Regions from separate parts of the Homo sapiens genome. Here all the other regions are linked to region 2. A link is a loop called in an ENCODE intact Hi-C map of the cell type or tissue named here. Cell type or tissue: heart left ventricle. All regions are shown on one strand.

Evidence for each region. A loop is a pair of places that touch in the nucleus more often than their neighbours do. Peaks named below come from ENCODE experiments on the same cell type or tissue, not always from the same donor. Only the 100,000 strongest peaks of a DNase experiment are listed, where the experiment ranks them.
Region 1: a loop joins it to region 2, with 2.4 times the contacts of the local background. A loop is called at or near these places in 16 of 110 quality-filtered maps.
Region 3: a loop joins it to region 2, with 2.1 times the contacts of the local background. A loop is called at or near these places in 14 of 110 quality-filtered maps.

Annotation. Positions count from the first base shown.
Region 1 is chr11:69,433,564-69,436,063 of GRCh38, reverse strand. LINC02952 (long intergenic non-protein coding RNA 2952) reads left to right here. Exons shown (of 2, transcript NR_186235.1): 2 at 1-507. Among named protein-coding and RNA genes, the nearest start is that of LINC02953, 9.2 kb to the right of the region's middle. RefSeq lists an enhancer at 672-1,501. In heart left ventricle, no CTCF peak of the experiment used is centred here; no DNase peak of the experiment used is centred here.
Region 2 is chr11:69,130,285-69,132,784 of GRCh38, reverse strand. No RefSeq gene overlaps it. Among named protein-coding and RNA genes, the nearest start is that of SMIM38, 24 kb to the left of the region's middle. In heart left ventricle, a CTCF peak has its summit at 1,063; a DNase peak (open chromatin) is centred at 1,024; H3K27ac peaks cover 1,064 bases.
Region 3 is chr11:69,443,300-69,445,799 of GRCh38, reverse strand. LINC02952 (long intergenic non-protein coding RNA 2952) reads left to right here and starts at 834. Exons shown (of 2, transcript NR_186235.1): 1 at 834-1,148. LOC124902703 (a long non-coding RNA gene) reads right to left here and starts at 977. Exons shown (of 2, transcript XR_007062759.1): 1 at 838-977. RefSeq lists a silencer at 2,141-2,230. In heart left ventricle, a CTCF peak has its summit at 1,219 (motif pointing left); DNase peaks (open chromatin) are centred at 619, 659, 1,289 and 2,279; H3K4me3 peaks cover 1,858 bases; H3K27ac peaks cover 2,058 bases.

The DNA of each region.
Region 1 (2,500 bases), 300 kb before region 2:
CCCAGAAGCCCACACAAGCCCACACCTGGGGGAATCCCAGCCCCACGTTCTGGTTCAAGTCGCTGCTGGTTTGGGTTCAGAGCCCAAACATGAGCTCCTGCTCTTCTTGGTGTGATCTGAGGCTGTGGATATCCTGAGAACATCTGTCTCAACAGAACACCTTCCTCCATGTTGCCTATATCCCAAATTCACTCCCAAGTGGCTTTTGTCTGGCAGATTCCGGTGGATTATGCAAAGAGGGACTGCCAGAGAATCTGAGCTGTTGGAAGACTTCTGAAACGTCACTGCGGTGGCGGAGGCACTGCCCCGGGGGGACAAAAGTCTTGTCTCTTCCTCCAAATGTGGAGGATCAAATTAGAGTTGACTTGTGTGTTTCCAAACCCGTTGTCGTCCCAGCATTCAACTAATTTGAAGATACCAAAAGCCTCAGAAGAGGGTGGCAGAAGAAGAAAGGGACAAACACAAAAGGGGAAGGACAAGAGGGCAGACCGTTAAAAAAAAAAAAAACCTACAAGAATGCAGTTTGCTCCTGGGTGGACCCTCCCACCCCGTGCCTGCCCCGAGCTGGCCCCTGACCTGTGCCGGCAGCTCAAATTCCTAACATCTGGCCCAGGGTAAGGATATGGGCAACTCTTTAAGGAAGCGTGTCCTCGCTAGGTGCTGATCACTCACTCCAAGGGACTTTGCTCCTGGATGCCCAGGCTCAGAGAGGGCTGTGAGCCTCCCATGGTCACACAGCAGCAGTCCAAGTGCCTGGGGCAGTCCGATGCCCACATCCCCCTTGAGGTCCCAGGTGAGGGCATGGTCACAGGATGCAGACCCCTGCCTGGGTAGGTCTCTGGTCTTCTATGGCACCTACTTGTAAGCCTCCCCAGCAAGTTCAATGTGGGGCTCCCAGCACCGGTCCTTGGGATTTGGGGGTTCCTTGGTTTCTTCTCTTTTCTCTCTACCCTTCTTCTCCCTGGGTGACCTCATCTGTTCCCCTGGATGAGGTGTGGTCCCCTCCTCAGTTCAATGCTGGGAGCCCTGCACTGAACCTGGAGGGAACCAGCAGGCTCTAGGTCCCGACTTTTGGAGTAGGGCCTGCCCCTTCCTTCCTGCCCCTTTCTCTAGGGAGTGCTGTGAAGGGTGCATTTGGGCCCTGGGGGCCCATGAGTTTGGGCCTCCAGGATAGCTGAGAGCACGTGGGCCTGGCCTGCCCACTCTTCCTGAAGCCCCCCAGCTTCGCCCCACTCCTGGGCCCTGACCAGCCTCCTGCCTTTGCCTTTGTCTGGCCTTGGGTTTCCCAGGCAGTGGCAGCTTTGCTCTTTTTCTCGCAGGTCTCAGGTGTCACCTCTTGAAAATTCAAAGGAGGATCCTTCGAATTCATGAACCAGCAACCTCCCAGGAGGTGGGTCTTCCCACCCTGCACCATCCGGCCTTAGGAATTCAGTCTGGAGCCCTCCCTCCCCAGGGCCTGGGGCCTGGAAGTCGGAGCCAGCCAGAGCAGGGAAGGGTCGGGCCCTGGAAATCCAGAGTGGCCTGCCTGGGCCGGGGTGGGGCTGGGCATGGGGAGGCGTGGGTCCTGTCGGGGTTGGGACCAGCGCTCCAGCTTCCCTAGCTGATTTGAGCATTTAATTTTAATTCCACAAATAGAGAAAAAGAAAGAAAACTCCTGAAAGTCGCGGCAGATCCTCACGGCTCTGCAGATGTCCTGCGGAGGTTGAGCCTCTGCACTTTGGCCTCAGCTGCCCAGGTACCAGTCTCAGCTACTGTCACTGGCGGTGTGGCCTGGGCAGCCATGTCCCCTCCCCAGGCCTCAGTCTCCCAGTGTGTCAAATATCTGCCCCGTCTCAGGTCTCATTCTGCTGCTTCCCCCTTGTGATCATACCCTGCCCCTCCCCACTCCCCAAGGACTTCTTGGCCTTAGCCCACAAACCTATGCAGGTGGTTCCATCAGAGACTGTCCCCCCCAGCCACCCCAGCCCTCATCCTAAGTCCCATGCTCCCCTCCCCTGCAGGAGGCCACTCCGTCCTCCTAGTACTCTCTTCTCCCAGCATCTCCAGTTCTCCACTGCCCGCTTTTCCTGCTGCCCCACTTGCTGGTCCCCTGGAGTCCCCCAGACATCATCGCTCCTGCAGTCAGCAAGGATTTGGTGGGTGCCTGTTGAGGGGGCCGCTCCTCTGGGGCTGGAGTGCAGCGATGCGTGAAACATTATGATCCCTGATCGCCTGGGGCTTCTGGTCCCATGGGATTTGAGGGTTCCTTGGTTTTTTTCTCTTTCAACCCTTCTTCTCCCTGGGTGACCTCATCAGTTCCCATGGATTGAAATATCCTTATGCCAATGACTTCCAAATTTGTCTCTTCAGCCATGACCTCTCCTCCAAACTCTGGACCCATATATCCGGCCATCCACTTGACATCTCCCTTTGGGGTCTCCCAGACATGTCAAGCAGATCGTGTCCAAGCTGGTGTCCAATCCTTTCCCAGGCAACTCAACTCCCATCTTCCCCATCTCAG
Region 2 (2,500 bases):
CCAAAAAAAAAAAAAATCACTTCACTCTCCTCATCATTGAAAGTAATGACATTGAAGGAAGAGGAGCAACACTCTTTACGTGGCAGAAATGGTGCTGAACAACCAAGGAGCTGCATTCCCTGTGGTCAGGTACCCAGGGGGCCCTGGGTTCTCTCCATTTTACAGATGAGTAAACGGAGGTCTGGAGGTGCCAGGTCACCCAGTGCCACCCAGGGAGGCTGGAATGGAGTTGGGACTTCCACCCAGGCCTGACTGCAGCATCACCCCCCAAACCACTAAGGCTGTCCTGAGAGAGACCTTGGGGATCAGCAAGCCAGCCTCCTCCTCCCGTTTTCCGGAGGAAAGCATGAGGCTTCAGGGGGCCCGACCCATCCAGGCTCACGAAGAGAGGGACAGAATCAGAATCTGGAGGGAGCCAGGTCTCATTTGTCAGCAAACGCCTTCCTACGACAACCTTGGGAATAGAAAAGACCCCAAGACATGACAGGAACGAGATCCGAGGCCACGTGCAACACAGGTGCACCAGGGTAAGCCCCGCCCCTACCCTCAGGGAGCTTCCAGCCCCATCTGGCACAAGGTCACCTCCCAGACCCTGGGCAAGTGGCAGCCCAGACACACCCAGGAGTACAAACACCTCTCCACAGTCCCCTCCTGGGACACTGGGCCCCTGAGGATGATGGAAGCTGCGGGTTCCCCATGGGGGCTCTGGGGTTACAGCAGGGAGGGAGGGGGACCCATGACATGCCTTAGGCCTGTCCAGGAGGGATTCCAGCCCCAGGGAGAAGGCAAAGACAGGAACGCCGTTTCCAAGCCGGAGAAGCAGTGAGAGTCCACACCGCGTTTCCCGGTCTGCAGGGAAAGGCAACAGCTGGTGGGTGGGTCAGAAACCAGACCTTTCTGGGCTGGCTTCAGGACCTCTACACCCCACCTCGGTTCTGACCAACAGTTATGGGAGTCAGAAAATGCAAGTGCTCAGCTCTTTAGCCCAGGAATTCCCAGCCAGCAGGCAAAGCCCTCGGGAACACACGTGCAAGATGCCCCACCTAGAGGCAGGAATGTGGCTGAGGCATTTGCACCATTAGGCAGGTCTGAATACCTGAGGAGGAGAGCTGCTCCCTCAGCGCTTCCCACCCTAGCTTCCCATCATGGCTGGGCCACCTACCAGCTTCTCTGTGCCTCAGTTTCCTCATCTGGGAATTGTGGATTGCAATCCTATCTACACCCCAGTCTCTAATGGAGATAGTGTATGCAAAGTACATCTACGTAGGCCTGACACACAGCTAGTAGCCGTGTGGCAGCCAGCCCAGGGTTGTTCTTGGGAACATGGGACAGCCCACTGCCTGGAAATTTGGTGGCTCTAGGATTGGCCAGACATCTTCTGTGGAAAACCAGGCGGCCCATGCTAAGACACGGTGGCCCATCGAGATATCGCAGTCTGGGAACCTTTCCGGGCCACCCCTGGGCAGCTCGGACAGTGCCAGGGACCTTGGCCAGCTCATGCCTAGAGGCTCCCCTGCCAGGCTGCCTGCACCCTCCTCGAGCAAGGCCTGGCCTAGATGCACAGACACCCAGAGGGAAGGGGCTCCGGGACAGCAGAGGTTGGGGACAGCCTTCTGAGCCTCTGTTTAGGACCAGCACGATGCTAAGAGGACCTCCAGGACAAGAGCCGGCAGGGACCACAAGCCAACAGGCCTCTGACATCACCAGGCCTCCAAAGTCAGGAATAGATAAAATACATCGAAACACGGTCACAGGGGAACACAATGCTGGGGAGGACACCCTCTGAAGGAAGGAGGGCTCGGCTCTTTTGAAACATGGATGGAAAACTCCAGAAGACAGATATCCTTATTTATGAGGTGCCCCGATCCCTGAGCAGGCAGTAGAACCGGCCAGCCCTCGAGGCCCCCCACTGAGCTTCTGCAAGCTGCATTTCCTGGGCTTCTGCAAGCTGCATTTCCTGGGCTTCTGCAAGCTGCATTTCCTGGGCTTCTGCAAGCTGCATTTCCTGAGCTTCTGCAAGCTGCATTTCCTGGGCTTCTGCAAGCTGCATTTCCTGGGATCGGATAGCACTTCCTCCCCGACTCCCTGGGAGCATCCTCTACAGTGGGGAGCCTGAGTTAACAGAGGCGGCCGCTGAGGCTTATGGAAGTCATGTTCCCTCTCAAGGCCACACAGCCAGACATGGCAGAGCCAGGACTGGAACGTAAGATTCTGATTCCAGTGCTCCATCTCTTTCCCTGGCCCGCCTCCCTGCACATGCAGATTCCACCTACCTAGCAAACCCCCACACCCACTCTCATCACGCCATCAAGGCCCCCACCCAGGAATGGCAAGGTTCATCACCTTGAAGGAACACTTAGATTCCTTCTTCCATTTAAAAAAATTATTTTATTATTATTATTATTATTATTGAGACAGGGTCTTACTCTGTCATCCAGGCTGGAGTGCAGCAGCACAATCTCAGCTCACTGCGGCCTTGAACCTCCCAGGGTTCAAGCAA
Region 3 (2,500 bases), 310 kb before region 2:
GAAACCATTTGCTGATCCTGCTGGCAGCCATTGAGATCTGGGGGCCTGTTTGTTGCCATAGCATGGCCTAGCGCATTCTGACCGATACACTTTCTAATCATGCCGAGAACTTCTGAGTGCCGTCTCATGAGCAAAACGTGCGCTATATTAGTACTGTAGCAAAGCGCTTCTGGCCTGTCTCCACGGGCTGAGTGCAGAGCCTCCATTACAGTCATCATTTTATGTCAGGAAGGGAAGGTCCAAGGAGGTGGCCGGTCTGAAGTGACCTCGGGCTTCTCCAGGCCTCTGCCACCCACGCTAAAATGAGAAGCCCCTGAGAATTTTTAAGTTTTGTCTGCATTGTGGAAGCCAGGACGCAGAGGCAGAAGGAGACCCATGGGCCTTTCTATCCCAACACCAACCGTTTAAAACAACAGAAGAAAAGGGAAGCCGGTCCAGCCCAGAGCAGAAATGAGGAGTGGTAGGATCCGGCTGCCCCAGGCCGCCCAGCTCCTCTGTCTGCTTCCTCTATTTGTGCCGGGCAGCCCCCAACTCCCTGGCTTATGTGGCCTGTGGAGGGACCAGCTGTGGCGGGCAACAATTTTGTCCAACCCCAGGCCTTGGTGTCCGCGTCCCTCTGTGTGCACCCTCTTCCTGCGTGGGTGCTGCAGAGCCAACGTGAGGGGCCCACAGGCAGGGGCACCCTTCTCTGCCCCCCACCAAACAGAGGCTGCTGGGGTGGAACCCGAGGTCCTGCGGGAGGGGTGCTGGCCGCTGGGAAAAGCCCGTGTCCGGGCCCCGCCCTCCGTCTCCCCCGCAGCCCTGGCTTACTGGGCTCTCCTCTCCCGGATCTCATACCTCACATTCCCCAGCACGGTTCCGACAGGCCCATGAGTGGGGAGTCCTCATGGCCTGGGAAGGTGGCCGAGAAAGTTTGAACAGCTGCAGAGCCTGCCCGTCCACTCTCTCCAGCCACATTTGTGTGTGTGTGTGTGTGTGTGTGTGTGTGTTGTGTTTTGACCAACCTCTTAGGCTTATGTAACACACTTGGAAGTCAAGAAGTAAGGACTCATTACTGACAGCCTCAGAGAGGCTTGCGAAACACTTGCTGTGAAGAAATCTTTCCATTGAGAAAAAGTTCCCTGGTGCTCATGCTCCCAGTGGCTCAGGTATGTGGCTGGGGGTGACGGTGGTGTGAGAAGCAGGGGTCCCCAGGGCTCCAGAGCCCAGCGCCCCCTGCCGGAGCTGTGTCGCGCCCGGAAATGGAATTGAGCATCGCTTTTGTCCTCTATGTCACTGCTCACGTCACCACCAACAACCGACGTCGGTGACTAAACTCTCGCCGCGTATCAGGCACTATGCTGGGCCCCTGCGTTTGTGATTTTCCTGGGCGCGTGCATGACCAAGGGCTAGGTGCTCCTACGCCCATTTTATAGAGGAGGACACAGGCAAGGCGGTGGGGTCGGGGCCCTTGTCAGCAGGCTGCCACCCCACACCTCCCTGAGGTACATGCAAAAGCAGACCCCTCCCCTCCCCACAGGTATAGCTCTATGTGGGCCCTTTGCATGAGTGTATTTTTAAGCTACTTGCTAGATCCCAAGAGGAAATGAGTGCTCATCCTGCAGGGAGAGGCCAGCATTCCACTGGGCCATTTCCCTTTTCAGAGAGCTGATGTGGAGGATTCTGCGCCGTTCTTGGCCATGCCGTCATCTGGGGCCCCAGGAACCTTACAGACCCGAGGGCCAGGGTTTGGGGCCCAGAGCCCAGCAGATAGCCATCTTAGAAGCATTCTCCCCAGGACCAGGGCTGCTAAACCCAACCCCACATCTCCCACACAAATGCGTCTTTCACTGGGGCTCTGGAAACCGGAGACCATGTAAATCCAAGAAGATGAAATTGTGTGGGTCTGGGCCGCAGCTACAGACTGAGACTCAGCAGCCGAGGGGCCCCAGCCTCAGAGGGAACTCAATGAATTTGTCAGGGAACTGAAAACAGATGATTTCAATCAGCAGGGGAAAAAAATGACTTCATGGCCACAGTTGACCGAAGCAAGCGGCGTTCGGCTGCCAGGCCCTGCCTGGGAGGCGCTTCCAGAAAGCCTGGCCTCTTCCGCAGCCTCTGGCCGGGGTCTTCCCTGCGAGGAGCCAGCGCCGCTCGAGCCGCAGCATGGCCCGGCAGAAGGCACGGCGGCCGTGATGGGGCTGGCGGGGCGCGGTGATAACCCGGGCTCCCCGCCCCCGCGCTTCCTCTCCGCTGCGCTTTCATGAATGGCCCCGCTTCCCAAACAGCCGATTGGCTGAACCCCCGGCCGCGACGCCCAATCAGCGGCTGTGGCCGCCTGGTCTCCGCTCCGCGTGGGGCCTCGGTCCTGCAGCCATGAATGGCGCAGCCTCAGCTGCCTGCAGCCACCGCCTACCTTGCGGGGGCCGCCTCCCCCCGAGGGAGGAGGAGCAGGGGATTTTTTCTTTCCCCCAGACTGTTCAGGGTTCTGGTGCAATTGTGTCAATCTGAGGCTTGGCTG